7 separate regions of the Mus musculus genome follow, and all the other regions are linked to region 7. A link is a loop called in an ENCODE intact Hi-C map of the cell type or tissue named here. Cell type or tissue: left cerebral cortex. All regions are shown on one strand. Each heading gives the region's core, and the rest is flanking DNA. Links, peaks and the distances in the headings are about the cores only.

Region 1 (4,447 bases), core at 184-4,183, 450 kb before region 7:
CTGTGGAAGGTCAAGTAGTCCTTGGCAGACCTACAAGTTCAACTTCCTCCTTCTCCATAAGAACCCGCCTAGCAAGTACTTGGGACTCCTGGAATGCCTCTCCACACAATGAGGACTTTCCAGTACTTTAAACTTCAGCCAATGGAACTTCACCTCAAGAATCCCTTCACATTCTCCATGTTCCTATATATAGCCCTTGTTCACCCCAATGAAGTGTATATGTATAAGCCCGCCCCAAATAAAGGTATGCACACAAGCTAGGATTGTCTAAGAGAGCTGTTTTATTGAAGATTGTTAGAGAAGGTCTTTGTCTAAAAGAGCTGTAACACCAAGATCCTTGGAAAAGCCCTCCCCCACCTCTTTCTGCAGATCCCCACTGGTTCCGGACTCTTCTTCACCCTTCCAGCCCAGTGTGCAGCAATGTCTGGACATCCCAAGACGGAGGAAGTGGAGGACGTGAAACCACAGCTGGACCCCCACATGCATACCAAAACAACTCGCCAGGACTCGCCATTTTTTATACAAGTGCATTAGTATAGTGAATGTACTAGTATAGTGGTTGAAGTTCCTTAGAGACAAAGAGAGAGACTGACGAAGAAAAGGAACCAAAACTCTTGAGTTATTTTACAACCTATAGATGTGATATCCAGTATTACATAAACACATATATGATTATATAGATATACTTGCCAATCTTGCAACGTCTTTTATAGAAAACACTGAAAAATCCCATGCTAACAAGGAGGTAAGTGGTGAGCTCTGCCCTGAAACCTGGCAGAAAATTTGAAAAACAAGATGGAATAAAAGATAATTTTGTAAAATGAAAACAAAAGCAAAAATTGGTAGATTGTGTCATTACTTATGCTTATAACTGTTGGGAGTCAGACCTGGGACAAACAGCTGAGGTGCGTAGTTTACAAACCAACATGAACCTGGCCTCCAGGATCTCCCAGCATCCCTCAGTTCTTACCTGGCACACCCAGCCCTCTACCCTGAACTTTCCAGCCCAGGGGCTGGGCTTCCCCTCCCCAGAAGCTCTTCCCTACATAATCTAGACATTATGGTCTCCATCTTCTTCTCCCTCTGTGCATGCTTTCTCTCTTTCTCTCCCCCCTCCCCTCTGTCGCTCTCCCAATGGCCTAGTTCCTTGGGACTAATGAAGCCTCTTGAGAATGGCTTCCCAATGAACCTGCCTTTATATACTCTAATCTGGCTTGAGTTGGCTCATTTTACTGATGGAGAAGTAACTTATCAATAACATGTTTATGGGCTAAGAAGTGACAAATTACTGATGCTTGATTCAACAGATACCCAATAAACTTTACTTGGCTTGCCTAGTGGTTTGAAATGAATGATACAGAGACAGTGTATCAGTTATCACAATCACCATAAGCCGGTGGTTCCCAACCTTCCTGATGCTGTGACCCTTTAATACAGTTCCGCATGCTGTGGTGACCCCAACCATAACATTACTTATATTGGTACTTTATAACTACAATTTTCCTACTGTTATGAATCATAATGTGAATACCTGTGTCTTCTGATGGGCTTGGAGTCGTGACCCACAGGTTGAGAACCTCCGCCTTGAGGTCAAGCTCCACCTATTTAGACCCCAATTTAAAGGGAAACGAAATCACTATGTTCAGTTCACTTGTCTGTCTCTGTGAGAGGAAGGAGTCTGAGTTTCTCTTTATCACCACCAGGGGGAGCCCTCATGCTCTGTAAATATACCCGAACATAACTGATGTTTCAAAATCACCACTGCTAACTGTGGTGTCTCATCCTGCAGTGAGCACAGGGTTTACAATTAGACCTAGAAACAGCAACAGGTGAGTCCTCTCTCTGTAGCACATCTTACCTTGGGTAACCAGCTACTGCCTGACATCGGTCCACCTCTTACCAGGCATTCTGTATAGTGGGGAGGGGCGGGGGGGTGGGGAGGGGGGGTTGCACAGGAAATTCTCCATCCCTCCAGATCTTAAGCAACATCTCTATTCGGAATGAAACTACAAAATTAACTCTGAAGCCATGGGAATGGCACTCAAAAAGTAAGGTATTGAAAGCATAAGGCAGACAGCAGAGTCCAAAGATAGTTAGGACAAAAATAATCCCCACCACACACTCCCTCGGTGGACTCCAATTGGCTAAGGTCTGAGGATGAAGAATATTCAGACAAGCTGCACATTCCACAGCAGCCAGGCAGCTCATGACGGTCCCTCAGGGGTGATCGCAACAGGCACAGTCTTACCTTTTCTAGCTCTCCAACGAGAACATCTGTGTGATTTAGTTTCCACCCCAGGCTCCCATCTATTTATCACTCCAGGGTACCCAACGTCTCCTCTGAAATGCAATATTTTCCTAGAAATCTCTCTCCTTCTCTGCTCATAGATTCACACACAAGATGGGCTTGAATGCTCCTCAATTGTGGAGAAAGGGGGCAATGAGAAAGTCAGAAACCGAGCAAACGGGAACCTCTAGTCTAGCTCAGTGTTGATTCTTTGTTCAGCCTCTACTGTGACCTCAGTGACAGACAGCCTTGGACATTCTGGTGACTTGAGGAAACAAAAAATACGATCTCTTCCTCGTGTTGGTTAGCATTTAAATATTTTTTAATAAAGGTTTGTTTTAGGGTTTTAGTGCTGTGAACAGATACCATCACCAAGGCAACTCTTATAGGGACAACATTTAATTGGAACTGCCTTACAGGTTCAGAGGTTCAGTCCATTATCATCAAGGTGGGAACATGGCAGCATCCAGGCAGGCATGGTGCAGGCAGAGCTGAGAGTTCTACATCTTCATCTGAAGGCAGCTAGGAGAAGACTGGCGTCCAGGAAGCTAGGGTGTGGGTCTTAAAGCCCACACCGACAATGACACACCTACTCCAACAAGGCCACACCTTCTAATAGTGCCACTCCCTGGGCCAAACATATACAAACCATCACAGTTTTTTGTTTGATTTTGTGAAATTACTATGACTTTATTTGTTGACAATTTCACATGTCTGTATAATATATTCTTGCCACTCTTGTCCCCCCACCCTCTCTTATCTGCCTCTGTCTGCCATCAACCTTCGACAAAGTCCCCATCCTACTTTCATGTCTTTCTGTTCTGGTTTTGTTTCACTTCAGGGCCCACTGGGCTTTACTGTGGCCTGATTAGTATATTTTGAATGATAAGTTCTGTCATTGATTCATTCTGTGAAAATATATCTAACAACAACTTCATCACCCAAACAGCATTAGGCTTTAATATGATTGACATCATTCCTATCTACATGTGGACATGTGGGGAAGAAGAGGCCGAGTCTAAACTAACCTAAACTAAATGGCTGGTGTTAACTAGGCAGATACTAAACTAACCTGAACTAAATGCATAGCGTTAGCTCTTCAGTTCTGTGTTCCACATGGTGGTCACACAGTACAACAGAAACACACTTCGGTGTTCTTCTAATTATTTCAAATGGTAGGAAATAAACCAGGGCATCAAATGACTTACATTGTGACATGGTGGGGTGAATGGCTTGATTTCCTAGGCTTCAGTTTTCTCACACACAGCTAGCAGGGCTTGGATAGAATTGGCAGGTTCTTTCCAGTACCAAGGTAACAGGATCCCTGTCAAATGCCACATGGTGCGTTTACATCATTGTAACCACATGTCTGACAAGGACAAGTTACAGATGGGAATAATGTATTTTGGCTGAGGGTTTCAGAGGTCTCCATAATTTAGGAATAACAGAGCAGAGCTGCTGACCTTGGGGCAGGAAGAAAGCAGAGCAAAGAAACCCCAAGAAAAGGTCAGAGTTAGACATTGCACCCCCAAAGGCACACCCTAACAACTCTAGCTAGGACCCACCACCTGTCGATGTTCCCACAATTTCAGGATATGCTTTCCACAAATTTAGAAGATGACCTAGTTCCTCGCTATAGAAACATGTTTAACTTTATTGTGAAAGAATGCAAGCAAGATATTCTCTCTAGACAGTAAAAAACAAACAAAACAAGCCAAGCAAACAAACAAACAAAAACCGTTACCCTTGAATCCCAGCAGTCAGGAGGCAGAGGCAGGTGAATCTCTGTATGTGTGAGGCCAGCCCAGTTGACAAAGCAAGTTCCAGGACAGCGAGGGTTAAACACAGAAACCTAGTCTTGAAAAACTGAGAGAGAGAGAGAGGGAGAGAGAGAGAGAGAGAGAAAGAGAGAGAGAGAGAGACTATTGTCCAGCATATGAGCTTATGGGAGATATATTCTTTCAAAATATAATATTCCCTTAACCTCTATGGTAGATTTTTAGGGCTTTTTGGAGACCCAGTGGCAACAACAGTTATATTGATTTTTGCCTACAGTGGCAACAGTGAAGCTCAACACTGCAACCCTAAGGCTGGAAATACCCTGGCAAGACTATGTGACATCCTGTCTCCCAAAGCCACACCCTGCTTTCCTGTTCCTAC
Region 2 (4,447 bases), core at 122-4,121, 190 kb before region 7:
TTGAATTCCATATTATGTGTTTATGCCATGTGCATACTCATGTTAATAAGCTTATCTCTTTTTTCAAGTTGATTTGTGTATTCTCAATTTTTTCATCATAATTGAAGCTTCAATCCATCATAAAAGGAAGGATAAATTCCCTTTGCTTCTCATCGTGTACCACAGCAGTTCCCTATAAGGGTGTTTCACAGGAGGCTGGCCCTGCCCTAAAATATCTCTTCAGCTCTGTCTGGACTTGGGATTCCAAGTCCCTCTTCTTCTCTCAAGTTTTCAGATCTGCTTTTAGTGACTCCGTGATCTAGAGAGCCACTGTGACCTTCCAAAGACTCAAAGGATCCTCTGCTTCTAAAACACCCAACACTCAGATCCCCTGGGCAAGCCACAGTCACCTTTGGGGTCATGTCTGTGTGTGTTGGCTTTTTGCCTTCTTTCAGAGACTGGTCATCTCATCTGTCCTTTTGTTCTTCATATGTGTCAGGAGTTTTCCATTTATCTGTGGAGGCCAGACTCCTCTAAAACAAATGACTGGCTCAACATCCAGTTCTAAATACTACTGCAGTCTCCTATTCTATCTACATACTGCATACATACCTATTGCAGTTCAGGTTAGAAGAAGTCATTGAGAAGGGTATTGTGGGAGACAGAGGAACCACTTTAAAAGGTGTCTACGCACAGACAGACTGTGGTGTATATATTTCTGCACCCCACATTCAAATCTGCCCATAACGACTTTCTTCTTTCTGTTGGCAACTTTCTCCAAACCACACACAATGTAACCACTGAAGAGTGCAGTTTCAGAGGCCATCATAGACATCAACAACAACTGAAGGTTTGTGGTCTCATGGTCATTGTGTATAGAGTTCTTATCTCTTTAGCATTTTCTACCTTTGTTCCCAAAAGGTCACCCATAACTTCAGAGGTTGCAAAATGACAAGCCATACCGTGTCTGCATTCATAATTAAGAATTTCACATTTAAAGCAATCCAAACTTCTCACTTCCATCAAAATGTGAGAGCTCTGGATATGTCTTCTCTCCTGCTAATAATGGGTTAATATCTTGAGATGGGTCACACCATCCCCAGGTCCTTATACTTCTGTCTATCACCAGTGACTAATAGGTTCATTCATATTCCTGCATGGCTGTCCTGGGCTAGTCTAGAAGGCTTTAGAATTCCTGGCTGGTACCTCATGTTTATCCTAGATGCTATCAACCTATTCTCCATTCTACCTCAGAGTTTATGCGTTCAGCTGCCCTGTGCAGGTTTCTGTTCACTGGAGCATTAGTCCTCGATAGCCTCTCTGCCTGTGTTTTCCCATCCCCTGCTTTCTCAGGCAAGCCTCCTCACTCTTGGCCTCTGTTTTGTCAGCCCCCCTCCCCCCACTTGACCTTGGCTAGTCTTCCCTTAAACCAATAACACAACTTGACATACCCTGAGCTGTTGGATGCCTGAGGGGAGTCTCGCTCTCTCTCTGTGTTCTAATGTTCACATTCCTATTTCAACATAGGGGTCATCATATATTGTCAGGACCCCAGAATCCTCTTTAAAAATTACTCAGATGCTTCTCCTAATGATAAACCCACAGGCCTGAGACCTCTCCATTCAGTGGGTAACCAAAGTTCCCGAGGTTCGTGAAAGCCTTGAGAAAAAAAAAAAAAAAAAAGATGAAATGGTTTGACCTTCAGGTGTAAGAGTTCTCCTTTCTTTCCCAGCCTGTAGCTAGCTGGGATTATTTTTATCATTTTTCAAAGCAGCAACATTTATTTCCTCTGCTCCAGTGAGCTGTGCAGATGCAAGGTCTAGAAGGAATATTTAGTGGTCACCATGGTTACCATTAGTCATATGAAGTTATAGCTTGTGTGCAGATAGCTCTCTGCACAGCTGTAAAAAGAAAGCAGGCTCCAAAAAGGCAGGCTTGTTGGGGCCCTGAGGAGTTTTCTTCTGTAATATGTCCAGCCCCTTGGGTAATTCATCTTAATATGCGAGTTTAATTCACACTTTTACAAAAATGTAGGCAACAGAGATTCCCAGAATACAAAAGCCAGAAGGAAACCTAGAGGTAATTCAGCCCCAGAAGAGCGAGGTCAAGAACATTAAGGACTGGAAGATACACAATAGGTCACCTAGAATCATTGAAAAAGATGTAATTAGAAGGTGCCAAGGCCAGGACTTCCTCTGCCTTTCCTTGTCCCTCATCCTCAGAGCTCTTAGACTAAGTCTTAGAAAGTCCTGGGTCTGACAAGAATTACCCCAGTTCTTGTGAATGACCCCACACAGATGTGCTAGACTCCTTGAAGGAGGGCTGGAGCCAAGAACCATATCTGTCTGCCAAAACCATGGTAGGCTTGGAATGTCATGAGTTTGGGGATTGGCTAAGTTCAGATGGAGGTCCTGGTTTGCTGGTGCTAACCAGCTATTTCAGAAGTGGTATCCTACCCATGCCAGACCTCCCTCTGTGGTCAAACTTCTTGCTGTCCTTTATAGGCTCTACCCTCCAGGCTCAGTGTCCAACAGAATTTCCCATCCATTAAGCATGCTGCTGTGCCTTATATTCTGTGACTTTGTGATTCTCTGAGGGTAGAAATAAAATTGTGTGTCGACTATCTTAAACAAGAAGTGCCCTGACATTATCCTGAGTGAGGTAACCCAATCACAAAAGAACTCAAATGATATGTACTCACTGATAAGTGGATATTAGCCCAGAAACCCAGAATACCCAAGATATAAGTTACAATTTGCAAAACACATGAAACTCAAGAAGGAAGACCCAAATGTGGACTCTTTGCCCCTTCTTAGAATTGGGAACAAAACACCCATGGAAGGAGTTACAGAGACAAAGTTTGGAGCTGAGACAAAAGGATGGACCATCTAGTGACTGCTGTATCTGGAGATCCATCCCATAATCAGCCTCCAAACGCTGACACCATTGCATACACTAGCAAGATTTTGCTGATAGGACCCTGATATAGCTGTCTCTTGTGAGACTAGGCCGGGGCCTAGCAAACACATAAGTGGATGCTCACAGTCAGTTAATGGATGGATCACAGGGCCCCCAATGGAGGAGCTAGAGAAAATACCCAAGGAGCTAAAGGGAACTGCAACCCTATAGGTGGAACAACATTATGAGCTAACCAGTACCCCGGAGCTCTTGACTCTAGCTGCATATGTATCAAAAGATGGCCTAGTCGGCCATCACTGCAAAGAGAGGCCCATTGGACTTGCAAACTTTATATGCCCCGGTACAGGGGAACGCCAGGGCCAAAAAGTGGGAATGGGTGGGTAGGGGAGTCGGGGGGAGGGTATGGGGGACTTTTGGGATAGCATGGGAAATGTAGATGAGGAAAATCCCCAATAAAAAAGAAAAAAAAAAAAAGAAGTGCCTTGAATCTAGAAGAGCAGCTTGCTTTTGTAATCTTAGCACTTGAGTGGTAGAAGCAGCACAGTGGTGAATTTAAGACCAGTCTGAGCTACCTAGCTAGGTCCAGGCTAACATACACTACATCATAAGATATATGGCAAGACTGGGACACTGGTTCAGGGGAGAAAGCCAATATGAAAACATTACTAGTGCGATTAATGAACTTTAAATACTATCTATATACTAAGTAGTAGCACTGCATCTATTTTAACCTTGGTGAATTTGATGATCCTGATCTAAATGAGTTAAATGAGAGGAAAGAATAAAAGAAAATGAGACAAAACATTAAACCAGATGCATCTAGCTAGATGACTAGAGGTGAATCTTTACATTCTTAATTTTCTATATAAATTTGAGATGGAGTCAAGGATATACATTTTAATTTCTTCCAATTTAAATTCCAATTTTAAATTCTTTCAATTCAATGCAGATGTCAGGTAAGGGCACACAATGTAAGCTCAAATTTACAGTTCCAAAACTCATTTAGCTCTACCATCCAATGCTGACCAAGTGAGAATATACAGAGACTTAGTCTTTGAGAGACATTGAGTGTCGTCAGTACAAATGCTTGTGAAGAATTATGCACTTTGTTTCCTGGGTTTTTTGCTTTCTAGATGATCAGAAATGGCCACCCCCCCTAAATTGTATGTAAACACAGAGAGACAGAGAGAGAAAGAACAAGAGAGATGGGGGGGGGGCGCATGGAACAGAATTGTTGTGACTTAGCACTTCACAGAGAGATTCCCAAGACCCCTTATCCACTTTCTGTACTGCAGATAGTCCTGATGCAGATGTGCACACCCCTGCTAAATAAGCAGAGACCCTGCTCACCTTTCTCAGAGAGATCTATAATCTATAACTGTATTTGCCTCAAGAAGACTTGGTCACATGCTTCAACAATGCAAGGAATCAACAAGCTAGACATTACAAAGATTTTGAAGCCAAACATTTTGCTAGACCATATGAAACCATATTGAACATAGTCATTCATACTCATGTTGATTCAGATGACAAAATCAACCACACATTG
Region 3 (4,447 bases), core at 108-4,107, 150 kb before region 7:
TATCTCTGCAGGAACGCCCACTTTCCTGCCTCCTGCTTGGAAGTAGACCTGACAGGATTAAAAGATTATTTCAAAATCAGAGCTCTAGGAAGACCACAAATTCACATTGATTTTTTTTTCTCCTATCTAAAAGTCTTTCTAATGGATCTAGCCACAAACCAAAATTTCTACTTAAAACTGTAGGGAGAAACAGTATGCATCCCTTTATGGAAGTGGAAACCACATACTCTACTATTTTGTGTCAACTGGACCTGTGTAGGACTAGAAAACACATTAGCCAGTGGGCTTACGCATCTGTTCGGGGAAACTCACTGAATTTGGTAGAAGTCTCACCTTGAATGTGGAATCCATTAAGTCTGAATGCATTAAGGAGAATGCATTAAGTCTGAACAGAGTTTTTTAAACAAATATCACTTGACAAAGGCAGTCTGAAGAGCAGACAAGTTCTTGTTTTTTGTTTTTTTATAAGTTTGCACTGTACTGGCCCTGAGCTACATGACAATAACTAAACACTAAGCAAACCCAGGGGCCGCTCCTGAGGCCTCTGCTCCAAGCAAGGAAGAACAGCAGGCAGCAGGTACCATGATGTTCCAGCAGCAACTTCCACGTGAGAAGATGTTGCTCCTCAAAGTAGCTAGCCACCCTGAAATGTCTGTGGGGTTAACATAGTACATCTATCTTTTTTATTCCATAGTGGGATTTGGGTTTGTCATGTTCAACTTCTTATTTATGAGACTCTGATTAAAGAATTCCATTAACCTCACCATCATTCATTTACTCTGTGGGTTCCCAGACAGTGGTGACCAGGGTTGGGAACCAGGTAGAGGCAATGTCCCTGGGTTACCAGAAGTAGTGCACGCTAGGGTCTCCTTTCTCTCTGAATCCATCAGTAAATGACTCTCAACAGAATCAGGTTTCCTTGTCACGTCTCTCAAAGAAATTTTATTTTGTTATCTAGAAAATTTTCTTAAAAGAAACATCTCCATTTTTAAAGCAACCAGATCCAAGACACAGCTCTATGCGCTCATCCAATGGAATCCATTCCCTCCCTCGACTCTCTCCACATACCAGAGGGCCAGCCTCTCCTGGGATCATCGTTTACTTCAACATCTTAGTATAAGTCTTTAAAACCACTTCTGAATCCTAACATGCCAGCTGTTTATCTACTCTCTTTAAGCTCCATCTTGGAGTCAGAAACCTAAATGCCCTTCACGAGACAGCTTGCTTTGTGCAGAGTGTCGGCTGGAAAAGTTACAATCAGCAGGAAACGAAAACAACCAGTGTGGCTTTTGGTTTTATCCATTTGGGTGACATTTTGGAAATGGAGCACTGAGGCCAAACCAAATCCCAGATTTCATTCTGACCAAAAATCCAAAAGGACAAACTTCATGAGGAACATTGAAAGCTCAGTTGTCCCCGGCTACAGCTGAAGGAGAAGCTTGGATTAAAACTGGCAGCGATTTACTTCCTACAAACATGCTTTGTTCCTGGCTAACTTGTCAGCTCATAAGGAAAAAGAAAGAAAGAAAGAAAGAAAGAAAGAAAGAAAGAAAGGAAGGAAGGAAGGAAGGAAGGAAGGAAGGAAGGAAGGAAGGAAGGAAGGAAGGAAGGAAGGAAAGAAAGAAAGAAAGAAAGAAAGAAAGAAAGAAAGAAAGAAAGAAAGAAAGAAAGAAAGAGAAAGAAGAGAAAAAGGAAAAAGCCCGTCTCTGCCGTCTCTGTTCAAGCAGCTGTCTGATTCACCACGCTGAATCCTTTCATGGCTGTCAGTACAAATGTGTTACAGAGAATTGATCCAAGACCTTTGCCTGAAAACCCTGGCACAGAGCACGAGCCTCTCCGATTTCCTACCGTGTCTTTCTCCTAATTCGATGACTTGCATTTTCAGGAAATGGCTATAGAAAATGTCATGTTTATCACGGAATTCCCTTCATTATTCTGCTTCCCAGAACCCTGGGGGTGGGGGTGGGGACAGAGCAGACCCACAGGCACAATAGAGGTGCTCTCTTCAGTTTCCAGTTTTCCTTCTCTATTTCGCCTTGAGCATCTTCTGGGCTAATTTGATATCTTTAAACTTGAAGTATTTGCTGAGTGAGTTGAGCAAGGTTCAGTGGCCACCCTGAGTTGAGTTGCTGGAGAGAGCTCAAATCAAAATAACAGCAAATCACTTTGTAACTACAAAGCTGCCTGCCGGTGAGTACACCCGGTATCATTCCCGAGAAGCTAGTAAATAAGTTGCCGATGTAGTGGAGACGCCTTGTTATTTCCGGGATTGTTCAGAGAGCCATGGATTCACCATGGAAAGTAGTGTAATGGCACCCTGCAGACTGGGCAGTGTGCAGCAGACAGACACTTTACTGACATCCACGTTCCACTTCTCACCTGGAATACCGCATTTCTCGTCCCCCACTCCGTACGTCTTTCCTGAGAAGTAGTATCCACCCAAACTGCTCTTAGAAACTGCAGTGTGAATCTGCAGTGTGAAACTGCAGTATCTCTGCCCTCCTAGAAAGGAGATTGTGGAAGTTCTGAACAAGTAGACATGATTCTCAGTTCTGACATATATTCCCCCAAATGACCTGGCATTTGTCACTGTGTCAATCACCAGTTCTGAGCTTCCTTTCCTAGGCTACCAGACTAGGGCTGGGATACCCTCCTCACAATTGGGAGATTTTCAGGGACCCTTCCCACCCGAGTTCTTCTTGGTGCAAAGTGAGATCAGTGAATAGCGAAACACAGCATTTGTTTAATCCAGGAGCATCCAACCTACAGCCCAAGGGCTTCATGTGGCCACACAGGACAAAGGACAGACATAGATGCAGCCCAAGGCAAAAGTATAAACTTACACAAAATGTTGGGAGATTTTTTTGTTCTTGTTGTAACTTTATTGCACAGTTCAGAAGCAAGAACTTTGTAGGTGGTGCCGTCATGCTATAGTGTAAAAAGATGGAAATGCCTACAACGTTAGACTATTGGATCAAAGTCTTAGATATCACTCCTGACATAGAAAAGTGTAGAAAAAATATCTCAGAGAGGACACACACAGACACACACATGCACACGCATGCACACATACATATACACGCATACACACACATGCACACACACATACATACACACACATGCACACACACATGCACACATACACACACATACACATACATGCACACACACACACACACACACATGCACACACACACACTCAAATCAGTACTGGCACATACAGAATAGTAAGCATGGTTCTATAGCTGTTACAGATCAAATACAATCTTCTCAGAAGTCCTGTATGAAATCTCTTTTTGTTTGTTTGTTTTTGTTTTGTTTTGTTTTTTCAAGACAGGGTTTCTCTGTAGCCCTAGCTGTCCTGGAACTCACTTTGTACACCAGGCTGGCATTGAGCTCAGAAATCCGCCTGCCTCTGCCTCTGCCTCTGCCTCCCAAGTGCTGGGATTAAAGGCGTGCGCCACCACGCCCGGCTGAACTCTCATTTTCTAGTGCCTCAGATCATGATTGTATTTGAAAAATCCTTAAAGAGGTAATGAAGGTTAAACAAAGTCATTATGATGGGCCCAAATTCAACATCACTGGAGTCTTTATACAAAGAGACCAGAACACCTACTTAGAGTAAAGACAGACATATATCTATTGTTAATCCTGAGATTCTCATGAGAAGAGCCAGTTTCACCATCTGGACCCATCTGAAACAAACTTTAATTAAATATTGACCAGGATGGGTGTTGGTCAAGACTACTCCCTGGAATTTCTAGCTGAGTAGCCCTGAGACACATTTTACAGGGATTTATAAAGGCAAACCAATAGTCTGCCATATTTTCCCATGAGGATTTGATATTTTCCAAGAACTACAACCCCCAGCATTCTAGAAGTTACCTGGTCCTTCAGTGGGTTAACTTTGGATCTTACACTGTATACTAAGGCAAAGGGCCTCAGAGGAAACCAACCCAGCTGACACTGGTATCTTGGATTTGCAGCATCCAAATTCAAGAAAAAGTTTCTATTTTTTTAAATAGAGTTTCTATTGTTTAAGCCACACAGACTCTGGTGCTGTGGTGTTTCCAGCAGACCAACACAACAGCCATTGATGTCCCTGTCCTCAAAAACTGTTCATCCCCAAACATAGGTGTAACTTAGGATTTAAGAGACTTTATTTGCTGGCTTAATGCAAACAAGAGATGTTTTCTTGTGTTTCTATGTTTCTTCTTACCCCAGATAGGTTGCTTCTTCATTCTTTCTCTTTCTGTGTAAGAACACACCTTGTGACAGCATGAGTGTTAAGCAATGAATCCTTTCCTTCCTGCTTGTATCAGTCAGGACAAGTCATGATATGCCGCAGTAACAATGTGAAGTCTTGGGGATGTTGAACAAATAGGGGTGTATCCTGGTCTATGCCACAGGGACATTCCCAACCTTTCAGGTCATCTTACTTCAAGGA
Region 4 (4,447 bases), core at 167-4,166, 370 kb before region 7:
GGCTTGAGCTTTTTCTTGGGCAGTGAAGAAAACATTTGAATTGCCAACATCACACCGTTGTGTTTGTGTCCCTCCACCATGAAGACTAGAGAGCGAGAGCTCATCCTCTCAGGTCCCCTGATGCCACCGAGGGCTCTGGTGGTCAAGTTGGAATATGAGCGGGCAAAGTTGGCCAATGTTTCCTCTGCTACCCTTCTTTCTGCCGGGAAGCTGGAAGGATGATGTCAGAAAAGAGGGAAAATGCTTAGCCAAGAATTCCTATTGCACACAAGTGATTCCCTTCGCTGATATGAGCCACTCTGTGATATTATTCTGGAATTATCGCCTGGACACAACCCATCAGATGTAACTAATTTAACTATAGGGTCTGGCAAACACAAGGCTAACCCCCAGGTGCCTAGGGACAGGCAAGTTTTACTGCAAACCGTAGGGTCCTGGTGAGGATTGATATTCTATATCAACTTGACAGGCCCACGGGATGGCCAAATGCTCAGTTAAACACTATTGTAGGATCTACAAGGACATTTCTGGGAGGGATGATGAGTCTATAGACTGGTTATAACCACTTCCCTGTTTAGTGAGGGTGCTCCTCATCCAACTGACCTCGAACCAGAATCAAACTGAAAGGCAAAAGAAGAGGCTATTCCTCATGCCCGCACTGAGGGCTAAGAGCTGGCATTTTCCTCTGGGACTAAAAAATGGCAGCTGGTGTCTCAGTCTAACCCAGCTTTTACAATAGAACTCACTAGATTGACTTTCCCATTCTCAGCAGACTTTTGGACTCAAACTGGAGTTATATCATCGGGTTTCCTGGATGCACAGCTTACTCAATGCGCAGCTTGGAAATGCTCCCTCTCTCGAACCACATGGTGCAAACCTTTCTCCCACATATGCGTGCATACTTACATAATCACATATTCACACATATATGCATAAATAATCTCCATTTTCTTTGGAGGATACTGACTGAGAGAATCTGAGAAAAATGTTACCTAAAAGGATCTTGATCGTGGATTAAGCTAAACATCCTGTGATGGGAAGATTCTTCGAGGGACACCACATATAATCATAAGAGGCTTCATAGAAGTGGGGTGGGGGAAGATCAGAGCCACAGACAGAGAACCGAGAATGCAGAATTCAGAGGGAAGAACAGAGGTTCCGTTCCTTCCTCTGAATGTAGAAGAGCAGACCAAGAATCAGTGTCAATCAACTAAGACATAAAAGTGGACTCTTCCCTTAACACTGCCGAGAACGGGACCCGTATTAGACTCTGACCCCCCTAATTACAAAATTAAATTGTTACCCCTCAAAGTGTATATGGTAATTTGCTACAGCGAACGTAGGAAACTAACACAGCTGTCTTGTTGCTAGGATCCCCAAGGACTCACACAACCTCTAATCATCCCTAAATCCACTTGAGACACCGCAGGGGAATCAGGAGGCTGTGCCTTTCCCATAGATTGAAGCTTCCCCTTCAGATCCAACGAGACGCACAGTATAGACATAAAGGCAAATCTGGATTCTTTTATCCAAGAGTGATTTTTTTTTCTTCAAACCCAGCTACCCCTACAGGCTTTGTGACTAAGCTGCATTCACCAAATGGAAATTTCATTTGCGTGACATTTAATATGGAGCTCTCTGAATGCATGATTAATTCTTGCAGATGTGAGATTAACTCATTATCAGATTTACAGAAGGTGGCGCTGCCATGAGAGAGCCCGTCTCTTTTCCGCAGCCTCTGCCAGGTTACTTCGCTACCCAAATCGTTCCGCCCCGAGGAACAACAACTCCTGGCATCATCGAAGGCGAGCTGGGGTCTCATGAGCGATTGGTTCAGAAGATTGCATCTTTATTATTGACAGTTCCCCCGAGGGATTTTGGGTCTCAAGTTCTGCTCCGAGACTTGAATTCATTAAAGGTTTTCCATCTTGAGCCAGTTTTAATTAAACTGTGCTCCCTTGCTCTTAAGTGTCCCGTGGCTCATTTGCCGCAGCAGGTTGCACGTAGTAGAATCCAGCTGTTGAGTGATTCTGACATCCCACACACTCCTGCTGTCATTTCAGGAGACCTACACGTGGCTCTAGAAGGTTAGCCGTTTCTTTAGCTAAATGTTCACAAAAGTATGGCTTCTTTACCACGGAAAGGATCAGAAAATGAAATCTAAAACTAGTATCTCAGTTTGCATTTTTTTTTCAGGAAGTAAAACTGGTATTTAAAAACATCCATGAGCAGACACTGTGCTGGTGGCACTGGTGTTAATATCATTGGATGACTTTAATGTTGTAAATACGGGTTAATTTTAGCTTTCTTCACTAGGAAGTCCATCTGCCTCGTGATTAAGCTGTTGGCATGATATGATATATGATATACAATATATATGATATACATGATATATGATGTATGATATATGATATAGATATGATATATGATATGATATAGAGATATGATATATCCTGTATGATATATGTGGTATGATGTATGCTATATGATTATATGATATATGATATATAATAGATATGATTTTTGGATGATTCAAACTTTGCATTCCTTCTCCAATAGGGTCCTTAACTGACTGAAGCCAATATTTTGGGCAAAGTGGAACAGCTTTCTGTTATTTATTTATTTATTTATTTATTGCTGATAGCAATAGCACAGCATCAACTGCCTCTCCTGTTGCTTGTCATCAGTCTCCTGAGTGATATTGTGGTCTGGACAATACAAATTCTCCCTCATCACTGTGGGTTTTTGAAGAGTCTCTTTGTTCAGCCAACCATCTAGTGAGTATTCATTGGGCATCTCCCTTGTGAAAGGCCTCGAACAAGACACCACACAGAATGTAAAACCATTAAGATAGGCTCTATTTCCTGGCAGTTCCCTATGTCAAGTTACCCACGATGATTGCTTCTAAGCTTAGGGACTCTGCATTGCCTGGATCTGGAAATTCTTGTGGTGCATCTACAGTGGCTGAGTCAGTACCTGCAGTATGAGTGACACAGGGAACAGGGTGATGGATTGCAGGCCATCCCTCTAACAATGGTCACTGATCACATGGAATGTAATGAGAGCCAAGATGACAGCAGCCAAATTAGAAGCCTGTCCCTAGCCAGTCACAGTGCCTGGGCCACTGGAAGTCTTAAAGGAGAGATTAGTACCTAAGGTGCATGGTGAAAGTGTGAGGTCATTTCGAAAGAGAGACAGAAAGAGATAAACATGGAGAGAGACAGAGACACACACACAGAGACAGAGAGAGATGAAGGAGACAGCATTAATAAAGACAAAAACAAACACCACAAGATATACCTTTTAAACAGAACATGAAAAATTTCAGCAACCGACTGGCTCTTTACTTAAACTTTAAAGCTAGTTTCTTTTCCTTTCATAAAAAAGAGTATATAATTACAAACAACAGACACAAGCCACGGACTGTCCTCTGGAGTTCAGTGTAGTTATACATGAGCAAGCGAGAGAGCAGAGAAATGGGAAGAGTATCGATAGGAAGAGAGTCAAGATTGCTATGAAGCTGTCAAATGAAGGTAGTGTCACATATGTTACTTTAAGAACACTGTAAGAAATTAAAGATGTGTGTTTTCATTTCAGTAGCAACCCGCAAAATAAACACTGAATTGTATAATTAAAAGGCCGACCTTGGAACAGCAGTGTGCACCTTTGATCCCAGCACTTGAAAGGCAGAGGTAGAAGGATCTCTGAAATTGAAGCCAGCCTGCTTTACATAGTGAGTGAGTTGCAGGCTACTCAGGGCTCCAGGGTAAAACTCTGTTTCAAAGAGATGCACTGAGCGTCAGGAGTGGTGGCACAAGCTTGTGGTCCTACCTGATTCGGGCAGGCAGACAGAGAGCGAAGCCAGCCCGGGCTTTATAAAAAGACTAGGTTATATAGTGAAACCCTGCCTCTAAAAACTACAAAGTCAATGAGAAAACAAACATAAAAAAAAACTTAAATTATTGATGTAAACTAAAGGAAAAAGAAAGAAAGAAATCAATGGACTAATTAAAAGGGAGAAGAAACACCCTCAAAGCTAGAGAAAGTAGCCAAGGAGCTAAAGGGATCTGCAACCCTATAGGTGGAACAACATTATGAGCTAACCAGTACCCCGGAGCTCTTGACTCTAGCTGCATATATATCAAAAGATGGCCTAGTCGGCCATCACTGGAAAGAGAGGCCCATTGGACTTGCAAACTTTATATGCCCCAGTACAGGGGAATACCAGGGCCAAAAAGGGGGAGTGGGTGGGCAGGGGAGTGGGGGTGGGTGGATATGGGGGACTTTTGGTATAGCATTGGAAATGTAAATGAGTTAAATACCTAATAAAAAATGGAAAAAAAAAAAAAGAAACACCCTCAAACAAAACTGCACTGATTATAAGTTTAGACAAAGAAAAGGCACAATAAAAAGTAAAGATCACTAGGGTTAATGACGAACAGAGCAA
Region 5 (4,447 bases), core at 337-4,336, 410 kb before region 7:
AAGTATTTAGAACTACTAGAAGCTTCTGCAGCCACTGATAAGAGAAACCGTGGTGCCCAGAACTAAAGCAGTAACAGCAGGGGATTTAAGAAGCATTTACAAGATGTTAGACTGGTAGAATCAATGGGGATTTTGTTGATTCATTCACTTGTTTAATAAACTTTTATTGAATTGCCATCATGTTCTGGGCATTGTTGTTGGTTCACAGCAAGGAAGAAGGCAGAGAAGAGCCTAGTTCCCCTGGAGCTTGTGTTCTAGTGGAGAGAGACAGACAAAGACAAAGTTAACAAGAAACTAACTCAATCACACAAATCAGAAGTCAGTTCTCAAAAGGGGATTAAAGTGGGAAAAATGGCATTTTATTGCTGGAAATCTAAAACGGTTAGGAGTGGGGTTTGGAGAGTGCCCAGAGACCGAGGCAAAGACGATGAGCGAATGGCCATGCTACATTAACATGAGGGTATCAGAAGGGAATACTTGGCATGTAAGATTTATTTTATGAATAGGAGTACATTGTAGCTGTCTACAGACACACCAGAAGAGGGTGTCGGATCCCATTACACATGGTTGTGAGCCACCATGTGGTTGCTGGGAATTGAACTCAAGAATTGAACTGCTGAGCCATCTCTTCAGCCCCAATACTTGACATGTAGAGCCTTGCAGACCCCAGGAAAATGCTAAGCTACACCCCCAACCCTTAGAAATCTCAGAAGATCTGAGAGGGTAAGATACTGTGTTAGGTTTGAAAGACTCAGGAGACTGTGACCAAGAGAACGCCTTTGGTTTCTGTGGTGAAAATGTGAGAAGATGATAGAAAAGCATACATGCTCAGGCGCATACATGCTCAGGCGCATACATGCACACCTACAGATTCTTAGATACCACATGAACTCCAACCTCACCCCCAGAAATGGCGTAGTACCAACTCTGGGTCCAAACTGCAGTGATATGGAAAGAGGGGGAGATATAAAGGATGTCCGGCAGGCTGAGACTGACTCCGTGATAGGTCATTAATTCTTTCACAACATAGAATCATCATCATGTGTACAATAAGTGCCATGTTGTCCTGCATTCAACACCCACCACCAATTGTTTCCTGGTTGGACTTGGTACAAGTGCTCCTCCACACGTACATATTATTAGTGAAAAGAGCTCAGAAGAGAGTCAACCAATGCTCTGCCTCAGGGTGTACTCTACACAGAGCTTCCTGTCCACCTGAACTTTTGAAAGGCACCTGCACAGTCCCCAGAGAGGATAAGCTATTATAAAGCCTAATCCCAACAGAGCAGGGCAGCCATTAAGCTAATGAAGGAGTCAGCTCTTCTTCCTTGCCAGTTCCCTCAAGTCCCAATTAGGCAACTTAAAACCCCAAATTCCAAGGATGCACTGAGACTGAAAAGTCCGATTTTTTTTCCTCCTTCTTCAGACAAAGTGAGACAATAAACCCAGTGAGGTGTGTAAAAGAAGGAAGAAGCAGAACTAATAAATAATTCTTCCCAGTCAGCCTTCCATTACAAGCCCCATGGCCCCTGCCAGCGAGCGATGCTGAATGCTGTTAGTACTTCCACTGAGTTTACTGTGGGTTGTTTGTGTGCAGAAAGTTCTCCATGAGGCTGATTGAGATAGGATCTGGCCATTGGGTTTATACAGAAATTGTTCATAATTACAAAGGCCTCACTGGTGGAATCTTCCAACGTCAACACTGAAGGACATCCCACCTTCAAGAAAAACAAACAAGCAAAGACGCTAACAAGCAAACAGAACAACGTGCCTGCAGGAAAGGGCACACTAGGAATAAATGAAAGCTTGTTTTCTAATGTAATGCTTTATAAACAGGTCTTTTTTTTTTTTAAACTACATTTCCCATACAGCAAATGACAATGAATGGTTTCTGCCCAGATGTAGCATTCGATGATAAGAGGAAGCTCCAAAAAACTTAGCATGCCCATTTAAGCTGGGGGGCTGGGTGGGAGGGGTGGTCATCCAGGTAACAGAACTAGGACAAATAGATATTAAAAGAATAGAACAGGATATAAACGAGATGATGTGTCGATCTCAAAGCCACATCCCAGGACTGACAGACACTCAACCAACGCGGCAGGGCTGCTGAGGGATTAAAAGCAGTGTCTCCTTCCAGTGTTTGTCTTTGGTTTTTCTGTATATTATTTCTTTCCAATTTGTTCAGTGTCAGGAGATTGCCGGTACATGCTTGAACTCAGGCTGTTTTTATGTTGTCTAAGAGGGCAGTGCCACAGACACAAAAGCCCCCTCACTGAGTCTAGACATGAGGGGATATCCAGTGACGGAGTGTGTGCACCCGTTTGTTGTCCTCTGCCTTAGAAAAAAAGAGTCAGCTGTAGTCTATGAATATGAGTCTATAATCGTATCCACCCAAGCTGGGCTAGAAACACCTGCCACGTTCTGGGTTCCTTACTGCCTCTGTTAACTTTCCATTAAAACTGTGCATTCATCATATAAAATAAATAGCTTATATCATGTCATTTCCAGATATCCACATCATTATGTTTTGTTTTCATTCACGTCCTGTAGTGCGCTCCCCTGCCCCTCCCTCCCAATAGTTCTCCCCCTAAACCCTTCTTGATTTCATGCCACAGAGATACAGTCACCCCTCCTGTTCCCCGTTAGACTTCTCCATACTCATAGGCTCATTTCGACTTTCACGCCTGTCGTATACACATGTTGTATACTCATGTTGTATACATGCTGTATATAATATTCACAAGGCGCTTGTCTTTCTAAGCCTGCTGTCTTTTGCGTAAAATAATGTTCTCCAATTCTACCTGTAACATTCTTCTTGAGAGTAAAATGAAATCCAAGAAGATTCATTATAGAGAGCTTCAATTTATCACTCAACTTATCACTACATTAGGCTGGCACTTAAAAACAAAAAACAAAAAAATTTTATTTGATATTCAAAACAACCAAGTAAGCTAGGGTAGTGGCCCATACTTACAATCCCAGCACCCGGGAGGCTAAATCAGGAAGGTCATGACTGCAAGTCTAGTCTGTGCTACATAGTGAGACTCCATTTCAAAAGAACAAAACGGAAAAACTATCACCGCCAATGATACAAAGTAAAACAAAGACAAAACAGATCAAATATAGGTAGCGTTTCTAGTTTAAGGATTCAGGCATTGACAGATTATACCAGGTCTGCCTGTTCTAAGGAAGTAAGAAAATACTTTACTCTGAACCAAGTTGCGTAGTTTGTGTATTGTCTGAATCACCGTCTTAGCCTAAGTCTGCTGAAGGCTGGAGGTGTGCCATGCTTGGGGACTTATTCCAGTTTAAAGGAAAAGTTAAGAGAATGTCAGGCCAGGAGAAGAGGCTGAGAGTAAGTGGCTGTTAAAAGGCCTTAGATGCAGTCCCTCCAGTCATCTGGGCTCTTAGCCTGCAACATTTCATCGTTCTACAACCATGATTTCTGTTCAGCCTTGGTCAGTCTACAAGATATTTAAAACAGGTGCAGCCGATTCAGAGAACTTTACTTCACAGGAGGAAGCTGAAAACTGTAAAGGCCATTGGTCTAACATTTAACAGTAGCAAGGAGAATATTTTATCTTGGGACCCTTTAGTACTGAAAATAGTTCCGTGTGTGTGTGTATTGTGTGAGTGTGTATGTGTGTATGAGTATGTGTGTCTGAGTGTGTCTGAGTATCTTGTGTGTGAGTGTGTGCATCTGGGTGTATACGTGTATATGTGTGTGAGTATGTGTATCTGGGTGTATATGTGTATATGTGTGTGAGTATGTGTATCTGGGTGTATATGTGTGTGAGTGTGTGCATCTGGGTGTATATGTGTATATGTGTGTGAGTATGTGTATCTGGGTGTATATGTGTGTGAGTGTGTGCATCTGGGTGTATATGTGTATATGTGTGTGAGTATGTGTATCTGGGTGTATATGTGTATATGTGTGTGAGTATGTGTATCTGGGTGTATATGTGTATATGTGTGTGTGAGTATGTGTATCTGGGTGTATATGTGTATATGTGTGTGAGTGTGTGCATCTGGGTGTATATGTGTATATGTGTGTGAGTATGTGTATGTGTGTGTGTACGTGTGAGTGTGTAAGAGAGAGTGAGTATAGGTCAAAGGTCAGCCCTCTGTATTGTTCCTCAGATGTTATCCGCTTTGATTTTTGACACAGCCTCTCTCACTAGCCTGAGGCCAGCTAAGTAGGCTAGTCTGGCTGGCCATCAAATCTCAGGACTCCTCCTGTCTCTTTCTGCCACCTAAACTCTGGGATTGCAAGTGTATGCCACCATGCCTCACCTTTCCACGTGGCTTCCGAGCATCAGACTCGGGACTCCATGCTTGAACAGCAAGTGCTTTAGCAGCTGAACTCTCTCTCCACCCCACAGACTCTAAATCTACAAGAAATCTCACATCCAAGAGGAGTGAATAATTATGTTAACCTGGTTAAATT
Region 6 (4,447 bases), core at 160-4,159, 57 kb before region 7:
ACAGCGGATACAGAGAAGGCCATTCACTGATCACTGATGTGTTCCCAACCCTACACCAGTTGTCAGCTGACTTATCCTTCAGAAAATTCCATGAGAAATGACAGGGAAGGAGAAGTGGACTCGCTTTAACTGACTGGACGAAGCCTGGTTACGCACAAAACCTGGGAAGCTAACAATAGGGATGGAAGCCATTGTGTTGCTTGAGTAGAGCTGTACTGGGCACTGTCTTTGCACATGGCTCCCATTTCTGGCCTACTGGTAAGGACAGAAGTTTACACCAAAATGGCAATCTTGAGGCTGAGTAACAGGGTCCGTGTGCCCCCCCCCCCCAGTTACTTAGACAGACTGCCATATCGATTTGGCTCATGGAGGGATTTCTTGATCTCCAAAGTTTCAGACTTGGAGTGAACATCAAAGGCCAGGCTTCTGAGAGCCTCATGGCTACCCAGCCCAACCCTCCAAGGACTGATGAAATGTATCGCTTACTTTTCTCATGGCTGTAACAAAATGTCTAACTTAAAAGCAACTGAAGGAAAGAAGGAAGGAAGGGTTGTTGGCTCACAGTTTTGAGACCACAGTCTACCGAGGTAGGGAAGGCATGGGGCCAGGAACATAAGGCAGCTGGGGATGTTACATCTGCTGTCAGGACGCAGGACGATGAATGCAGGAATCAAGGGGCCATTCCAGCTCGCTCAAGGTGGGTCTTGCCTCCCCAGTTAAACCTTTCTGAAAACACACACAGCTAAAGGTAGATTTCTACAGTGATTCTAAACCCAGTCAAACTGATAGTCAAGATTAGCCCTTAGGCTGGGCCGCCCAGCCAGCCCTTACCAGTGTCTTAGTTAGAGTTACTATTGCTGTGATGAAACACAATGACCAAAACAAGTTGGGGGGCAAAGGGTTTATTTGGCTCATGCTTTTTTATTGCTGTTCATCAGTGAAGGAAATCAGAAGCAGAACTTCAACCGGGCAGGAACCCGAGGTAGGAGCTGATGCAGAGGCCATGATGCGGGGGGTGGGGGGTGGGGGGGTTGGGTGCTGCTTACTGGCTTGCTCCTCGTGGCTTGCTCAATATGCTTTCTTATAGGACCCAGGACCATCAGCCCAGGAATGGCACCACCCACAAAAGACTGGGTCCCCCACCACCACCACCACCACCACCATCACTAATTAAGATAATGCCCCACAGGCATGCCTACAGCCTAATGTTATGGAGGTATTTTCTCAATGGAGGCTCCCTTCTCTGGTGACTCTAGCTTGTGTCAAGTTCACATAAAACTAGTCAAGATTGTGAGCCCACAGAAACAAACTTTGGGACCCCCCAAATTTTTTTCTTTGACATATTTCAAGCTAGCTTTTCTGACAGACTAGGACAAAATCAACTGTAAAAGGCTGCTCACTTATAGAAGCAGCTTTCATCATTCACATGGGTAAATGGACAGCTACCAGGTGTGAGGGGACACTTGCTCCTGAAATCACCCTTCTGCCCAGAAAGGATCCTTGCACAGAAAGGCTTGGGAGCTCTTGACAGTGGGCTCAAGAGATTTTCACAGGTGGCTGATACTCAGGAGATTATCTGTGTGAGAAAATGGCCCTAGTTCACTGTGCACCTCTCTCCAGCTGCCTTTCCTAGCTTCCTCCTGGCTGCTACCCTCAGAGACTCAAGCCTCTGTGTGTGTGTGTGTGTGTGTGTGTGTGTGTGTGTGTGTGTGTGTGTGTGTGGTGTCTTCTCTCTTGTCAATCTGTCTATTGCCAGTCTATTTCAAACTCAATTATCAAATCGTCATAGGACAAAGAATAAACTGAAACCGTCCCTAAGGAAACCATCTGTGCTGGAAGAAAATTAGCCTGCATACAGCAAGACAGCCAAAGTCATGGGTGATTTTTATTTAAAAACAAAAGAAAAAAGGAAACAGGGAAGGAAGGGAGATTCGGTGTCTTTCAACACAAGGTAAGCATTGACCTGTGACCCCGAGGAGCTGAGGATATTGGAGAGATGTAAGCGATGGAATTAAAGCCTCCCATTCTTAACTGAAGCAATGGCCTTCAACACTCATCCCTCCAGGTGTCCATCCAACAAGGCTCACGAAGGGTGTCACACGCTAGACACATCCTTTGAGCCAGACAACAACGGCAAATATAATCTTCTGTCAACTGTGTAAACCTGGCTTGCTTGAGCAATATCTAAAAATGGAGATAAACCAGAGAGGAAAGACCAGAATTTAAACCAGGAAAAATGTTTACATTCTTAGTGTCAGGTGCAAATTCTGGCAGTTAGACAATAGCCAGCGTTCCTCAGAAAGCCCATTCCCCTGACTAAAGGAGCCAGCCATATCTTTATCTCTAACAGAAGGGACAAATGGCTATAATGGCTATCTGTGTTTACCTTTTAGCATGCCGGACTTCATACTGATTTCTGGGCTCCTTCAGTATTGCAAGCACTGCTTACACACTTTAAAATCCATGCTGGCTCCTAGCTCTCTACTCTAAAATTCCCCAGCTCAGAACTTCCCTTCCCCCAGCTTCTAATTCCCTTAAACCCCTGCTATTCTGGCAATGGGCTCTCTTGCCCCTCCCCTCCTCTTGCTCATCTTTCTCTTCCTTGCTTGCCCCACCCCCTTCCCATAGCCAAGTCCAATCTGCTGGCCACTTCCTCTCCCTGCTCTGGACTCTTCCAGATGATTCTGGTTGTTCTTGACCTCATATCTGGGGGTGGGTGGGGGGTGGGTGGGGGGATCCTCTCAAGCATACCTTGAATCTGTCTTGTCATCCATTTATATAATTAACTTATGCAGTATACAGTTTTCTTTTCAATGTATATGAATCCTCTATTTTCACCACTACAATAGTTGAGGCTGGTTGAATGTGGTTTGGGGGTTGGTTTGTTTAGTTGGTTGGTTTGGGGTATTTTTGGAGACAGTCTCACACTGTGGCCTAGGATGGCCTAGAACTCTGCTTGGGTAGACCAAGCAGAACGTTCACCGTCTGGAGTACGAAGACGGCAGGTACAAACCATTTTATAAAGCGATTTGTTTAGCCTCTGTGTCGGAAGCTGATCGTGTAAACAGCATGGTGCTCATGCAGGAGAGACTCATAACAAATGACATTGTGGTCGGAACAAAATAAAACAAAGAGACGTCAGGTCCCATGGTGTCCACAGACTGTTAGCCCTAGGAAGCTGAGGCAGGAGACTTGCTGAAGGTTTGAGGACATCCAAGCTATGGAATGAGACACTGACCAAACCAAACCAAACCAAATCAAACCAAACCAAACTAAACCAAACAAATGGGAAAAGGCTGAGAAAGAGCACACAATCCTGGGTTTAAACCCAATAATGCATAAACCGGGCAGTGGTGGCAAAAGCCTGAAACCCCAACATTCAGGAGGTAGAGGTGGGAATTGTCACAAGTTCGAGTTCTTGGCCACATAGTGCGGATGAGGCCAGCCTGGGCTACAGGAGACCTTGTCTCAGTATTATAGAGAGAGATCGACTAGTAAGGCAGGGACTAGGGATGTGTGGAGCTCACTCTGGAACAACTCATTCTCTGGGAATAACTGGAGTCCCACGGGAATTCGGCTCTTCCTAAGGCCACCATTTAAAGGTCCCCCTCTCTCTTAATATCACCTCATTAAAGACTTCTGCACATGAACTCAGGATAACCACCTAATAGTCAGGATAGCTCACGTTGTCTTCTCCCAGTGTGTGAATAGTACTGTGTTGTGGCTGATTTTCTCACTTGCTACAGTCAGCTAAATTTGTTCAGCAAATTACAGTCAGGCTAAAGACTAATTTCCTAAGTCCAAAGGAGCTTGTATTCACTTCTAACCAGTGAACTAGACTAGTGGACTAGAAGGTGGGGGTTAGGATGAAATGGACCCTAAAGCCCCAAAGTCCCACTTACCCTATGGATTCTGAGACAGAGTAGAGAAAATGGCACCACAACTCCCAGCTGACTATGGGCTACGAGTGCGCCATGTCTTGATGGGATCTGTTTATAGCCCTGCGTATACCTGGGTCAGGCAAGGGAGGGGCATTTCCTCAGTGCGTATAACAACACAGAGTCTGGTGTGCTTGGCCTCCAGGCAGGCTACTTGAGAGGGAGCCCAAAGCACAGCTGGGTGTGGTTTGAGCTTTTGCTGAGAACAGCAGGGTAAGTGTGAGGTGACCCAGCTCCTGCAAAACCAACCTATCACCGATCGCTTCTTCAAGAGCTTACATTACTTCACGCCAGCAAGTAAGCCAGTAAGATTCTTCCTCATCAGCATCTCATTTAAGTTCAATCCATTGCACTTCGGATCCTAACGCTTAGCATCCTGGTCTTCAGATCACAGAAGCGGAGTATGGCCCAAAGGAAAGCAAGCCTCCTGACAATCAAAGTTTGAACCCCCACCTCCCTCAAAGGGGAATTTTCTCAGAAACCACATTGCAGAATAATTCCTACTGACA
Region 7 (4,447 bases), core at 196-4,195:
TTCAATTAAATTGTGACTTCAAAATGAATGACAGCATTTGTCTGACTGAATCTCCTTTCCCGACAAAAGATGAGAAAAAAAAAAGACATCTCGTTTCTTAAAACCAGCATTCCAGTTTGGAAGCTGGAGAAATGCTAACCGAGACCCTGAGAAAGGGTCAGGACAAACAGACCAGTCAGGCATCAAGGAAGTGACTTTCAACCCCTAGAGACTTTGGTATTATCCCGGGACTCCTTCTCCACTGAAGTAGTGCCTGCCTTTGTGACTCTTGACTGTCCCTTTGATTTTACACAGTGGAGGGTTTGTTCTACCTTTAAAAGCACAGCCTTTCCCTCCACCCCCACAACATCCTGACGGTTGAACAAGAGTTTGTTTTCTTTACTGACAATCTCCAGCCGTGGTTCTCAACCTTCCCAATGCTGTGACCCCTTAATACAGTTCCTTTGTCCTAGATGCACCCTGAGAGTGATTTGTAAATATTTCAAAGGAGTTGGGATGTTGCAGGGAGTCCCCCTAGTCATTGCAATATCCTAACTGTGAATTTGCTGTTATGAGTCATAATGTAAAGATCTGATATGCGACCTCTTGTGTTGACCCTCAAAGGGGTCAAGGCCCACAGGTTGAGAACCACTGAACTCGGCTTCTCTAGACTTTTTCTTTCCTTCCAAATGGCGAATTTAGCCACCTCACCAAAACAGGGACGGTCCAGACATCCCCCAGAGCAGGAAAGGGAAAAGTGTCGTTTTCTCTGCCCAGTCTTATTTTCAGGATGAAATTTAAAATGTTATGGTACCCAGTCCTTTGAAATATTTACAAATCACTCTCAGGGTGCATCTAGGACAAAGTAAAAGGCTAAGAAAATGTGGCCCAAGTGACTATGCAGAGGTCTTGGTGCTGGGTAAAAATACTCTCAAGTGGGGCACCCCCTAATTTTAAAATGGAAGCACTAATACTCACAATCAAAATGAGATTTTGTGGTGCTAGGATTGAATCCCCGGGGCACCCGAGCCCAGCTCTCTGCTCCAGGTCTCTACATTTGGTTTCCTATGCAGCCACTACAACCCCCCCACCCCCCAGCAGACTCCACTCACCACACCCCCAAGCCAGGCCTCAGGCTTCCCGCTGGGGTAGCATTTAAATGTTTTCAAACCCAGTGTCATTCATACTGATTTCTTCCTAGAAAAAGCAGGATTGTAACCACCAGGTTTTCATAATTATACACTCTGACCCACTCAGCTTTAGAAAGAGACATCTGTACACACTACATAGCACGTCTATGAAAAAGAGACCTTTAGAAACTGAAAGTAATATCAGAATTTAATTTCAACGTCTTCAAATACAATGAAAGAGTCGACTTTATGAGAATGTCCTGGGAATACTGAACCCATTTTTTTTTCATGTTTGCCCCCCTCCACCACCCCTTTCCCTTTTTCTCTTCCAAGATCAGGGCTTACTAAGAAATCTGTTTCTGAAAATAAAGTTTCTTTTTTTTTTTTCTTTTTTTCTTTTTCTTTTTGGCGAGGAGGGGGAGGAGGTGGCCTACATTCAGAAATGTCTTAGATTAGGCATAAAAAAACTAATAAATAATCATAATCCAAAATAACATTAAAATAAAATTACAGTACATAAATTGTTCCTACAAAGGTCCATTACGTTAGGTGATCCTTCCAAAGGTCCATAAATAAAGTCATCTCGACGCAAAATCTGCTTCCTGCAACTGTGATGAACATTATGCAGAAAACTACGAGGGAACTGCAAGCGCGCGTTATCCGTCGGGTGAAGTCCAAACTACTTGATCAGGCGCGGGGTGGGGAGACTCTGTTGGTTTTGATCCAAGTGAACTGAATAGCAATGCACTCTTCCCACTTTCCGAAGTCCTCAAAACCTGGAAAGAAAGGACACGGAATGAAATGAGTGACTCAGGAGTCAAGACCCTGTTCCCTCCCGGCCAGTACAAAGGACCGAGTGCCCAGAAGGACACCAAGGTCTTTACGTTGGTGCGGAGGCACACAATAAAGCAGCCCAAAGGAGGATGGCACTGAACAAGAGTGATCACCACGGTGGTGGGTAGGTGGTCCCCGTGCCCTGCTCCCTGGCGGAATTCCTCCGGCTCTTCTCTCCCCGCCCTGCCTCTACAAGCTCCGGCTTGCCCATCTTCTTTCCACCTCTCCAGAAACTTGAAACGATTTTTTTTTTTAAACTTTGCTTCGGGAGCGAAATCGGTCAACAAGCTTCCTACTCTTCCCAACAGCCATGCTGGCACGTTTCTAGGTGTCCCAGGTTGCCAGGACCTTACCTTGAGTGGCCCGGGTGCCGCCCTCTTCAGGCAGAGTTGGAGGTGCTGCGGAGAAGCCGGTGACCCTGCGGCTGCGAGTGAAGAGGCTGGTGCGCGTGCTGGAGTTGGTACGGGTGAGGGTGAGGGTGAGGGTGCGGGTGCGGGTGCGGGTGTGGGTGCTGGTGCGGGTGAGAGTAAGGATGAGGATGCGGATGCGGGTAGGAGTGGAGCTGTTGGGGTTGGGGTTGGGGCTGAGGTTGGGGCTGAGGTTGGGGCTGGGGTTGGGGTTGAGGCTGGATCTGCGGCTGGGGCTGGGGTTGGATCTGCGGCTGGGGCTGGGGTTGGATCTGCTGCGTCTGCGGAGGCTGCTGCTGGACCAGGTGCTGCTGCTTCTGCCTGGTAGACTTGACCGCCAGTATGGCCTGGCGATTTTTGTACTGCACCATCTGCAACGTGATCTCGGCGTTCCAGCCCTGGTCCTGGGGGCACCGAAAGTCGATCTCTTTGCCCTCCGTCATCACCACAGTGAAGTACATGTACTTGCCCTTGCGCTCCACGCAGTCTACAGTCTTCATATTGGAAAAGTGCAATTCCTTCAGCTTGACTGGTGGCTCAAGGCTGGCGACGGTGGGGCCACTAGGTTGGGACGGTTCGGCCGTCCCCTGCCCGGGCTGTTGCTGCTGCTGCTGCTGTTGTAGCTGCTTGGGCGGTATGAGCAGTAGCCCTTCCTCGGTGAGGATGCAGCACTTTTTCTTCCAGAGCTGCAGCAGCCCGTCGCTTCGCTTTTCCAGCACTCCTTCCTTCAGCGCCTTGCAGCCGCTGTTCTCCAGCATCCTTCCGGCATAAGGGGTGCTGCTGCTCCGCTCGGCCTTCAGGCTTCCAGACGCTCCGGCTGGGGGTAGCAGTAGCAGCCCTGCGCCGTCCTCGCCCCAGCGGCTTCCGCGGCCGCCCGCCCGGAGCGCGCAGAGAAGGCTGACTCGCAGGAGACAGAGCGGTGGCGGCGGCGGCGGTGGCTCGGGGTCCCGGCAGAGGGACAGGCGCGTCCTGACTCGCCACAAGATCCCGGAGCCGTGAGCGGGCTGCTCTCTGCCGTCCTCCGGCGAGCGCTCACTGAAGGGCACTGGCCGGGGCCCCTCGCGGCGCTTTTCAATGGGCCACCCTCCCCACCCCCGAGTGACACCCAGCGGAAAAGGCGGCTCCTGGCGCCCGCGCCGCGGGGGAAAACCCAGCTCCGAGAGGCGCTCGGCAGCCGGCGTACGCCTCATTAACTTGGGGCCTTCCCAGAGCCCGCCGCGGACACGCCCCCCGCCGCCGGCTCCGCCCCAGCCCCGCCGCCGGCTCCGCCCCCGCCCCGCCCCACCGCCCACGGCCGCCCGCGCCGCCTGGAAGCAGGTTCTGGAAACTCCTGGAGGCTCCACGCGGTCGCTGAGGTCGCCGCGGCTGCCGGGCGGCGACTGCCGACGCCCAGAGGGCGCCGAAAAACCATCCCCCCACGGACCGGCCCTTCCTTAGCAGGTGGGCTCTCCGCTGCGGGGGTGGGTAGCAGATCCAGGCAGGCCTGGGGAGCCACCCCTGGGGTCAACGCGGAGCCGACTCCAGACAAGGGCATAAAACTTAGGGGACGAAGTTCCATAGCGGGCATTACCCCCCCCCCCCCCATAGCTATGTAAACATCTCAGGGAACAAAACCCAAGAGTGCTTCGAGCTTTTTTGTTGTTGGTGTTGTTCAGCCATTAAATAAATAGTTGTTCCTGGGGGCAATTAGCTAAGGCAAAACAATAAAGCTACCAGTTTGTAGTGACAGGGAAATAAGGGTGGACTCACTCCAGGTATACATTCTTGACTTCCTTTCCTGCCACAGAACACAGGCAAAATAGCCAGACTCACCAAGCGGTTTTTGTTTTTGTGAGTGTATGTTTTGCTTGTGTGTGTGTAGTACGTATTGTATGAGAACGCAGGTCAGAAATCAGCAGATCCCTAGAACAGGTTCTGGGAATTGAACCTCTGCGAGGAGTGCCATCTCTCTAGGCCCTCGGGTTTCCTTCTAGATCAGACCTTGCAGTCCACAGCAGTAGCAGGGTAGGCAGATGTCCAGCATTGGGAGGTCATACACACAAGCCTTGGCGAATGTCCTACAAACACCTGTGGGAATCTGACTCTGGAAAGTCCTAG

Evidence for each region. Hi-C counts contacts between places; a loop is a spot of excess contacts. Peaks named below come from ENCODE experiments on the same cell type or tissue, not always from the same donor. Only the 100,000 strongest peaks of a DNase experiment are listed, where the experiment ranks them.
Region 1: a loop joins it to region 7, with 6 times the contacts of the local background. A loop is called at or near these places in 30 of 42 quality-filtered maps.
Region 2: a loop joins it to region 7, with 2.9 times the contacts of the local background. A loop is called at or near these places in 2 of 42 quality-filtered maps.
Region 3: it touches region 7 in a loop (3-fold over the local background); 12 of 42 quality-filtered maps call a loop at or near these places.
Region 4: it touches region 7 in a loop (4-fold over the local background); 2 of 42 quality-filtered maps call a loop at or near these places.
Region 5: it touches region 7 in a loop (5-fold over the local background); 35 of 42 quality-filtered maps call a loop at or near these places.
Region 6: it touches region 7 in a loop (4-fold over the local background); 17 of 42 quality-filtered maps call a loop at or near these places.

The regions. Positions count from the first base shown.
Region 1 is chr10:111,955,186-111,959,632 of GRCm38, reverse strand. No RefSeq gene overlaps it. Among named protein-coding and RNA genes, the nearest start is that of Krr1, 15 kb to the left of the region's middle. In left cerebral cortex, for the core only: a CTCF peak has its summit at 1,703 (motif pointing right); DNase peaks (open chromatin) are centred at 1,715 and 2,143.
Region 2 is chr10:111,691,848-111,696,294 of GRCm38, reverse strand. The region is part of intron 2 of Gm30624 (a long non-coding RNA gene); the gene reads right to left. Among named protein-coding and RNA genes, the nearest start is that of Gm30624, 9.0 kb to the right of the region's middle. In left cerebral cortex, for the core only: no CTCF peak of the experiment used is centred there; a DNase peak (open chromatin) is centred at 1,838.
Region 3 is chr10:111,656,461-111,660,907 of GRCm38, reverse strand. No RefSeq gene overlaps it. Among named protein-coding and RNA genes, the nearest start is that of Gm40763, 22 kb to the right of the region's middle. In left cerebral cortex, for the core only: no CTCF peak of the experiment used is centred there; a DNase peak (open chromatin) is centred at 1,822; H3K4me3 peaks cover 363 bases.
Region 4 is chr10:111,879,093-111,883,539 of GRCm38, reverse strand. No RefSeq gene overlaps it. Among named protein-coding and RNA genes, the nearest start is that of Gm20758, 6.9 kb to the right of the region's middle. In left cerebral cortex, for the core only: a CTCF peak has its summit at 1,686 (motif pointing right); DNase peaks (open chromatin) are centred at 856, 1,605 and 2,049; H3K4me3 peaks cover 633 bases; H3K27ac peaks cover 951 bases.
Region 5 is chr10:111,915,216-111,919,662 of GRCm38, reverse strand. No RefSeq gene overlaps it. Among named protein-coding and RNA genes, the nearest start is that of Gm20758, 43 kb to the right of the region's middle. In left cerebral cortex, for the core only: no CTCF peak of the experiment used is centred there; no DNase peak of the experiment used is centred there.
Region 6 is chr10:111,562,479-111,566,925 of GRCm38, reverse strand. No RefSeq gene overlaps it. Among named protein-coding and RNA genes, the nearest start is that of Gm30193, 9.1 kb to the left of the region's middle. In left cerebral cortex, for the core only: no CTCF peak of the experiment used is centred there; a DNase peak (open chromatin) is centred at 1,745; H3K27ac peaks cover 514 bases.
Region 7 is chr10:111,505,498-111,509,944 of GRCm38, reverse strand. It overlaps Phlda1 (pleckstrin homology like domain, family A, member 1), which reads right to left and starts at 3,659. Exons shown (of 2, transcript NM_009344.3): 1 at 2,297-3,659; 2 at 1,296-1,885. The coding sequence starts at 3,540. The coding sequence ends at 2,323. In left cerebral cortex, for the core only: CTCF peaks have their summits at 2,315 (motif pointing left) and 3,391; DNase peaks (open chromatin) are centred at 1,850, 2,377 and 3,429; H3K4me3 peaks cover 3,722 bases; H3K27ac peaks cover 3,371 bases.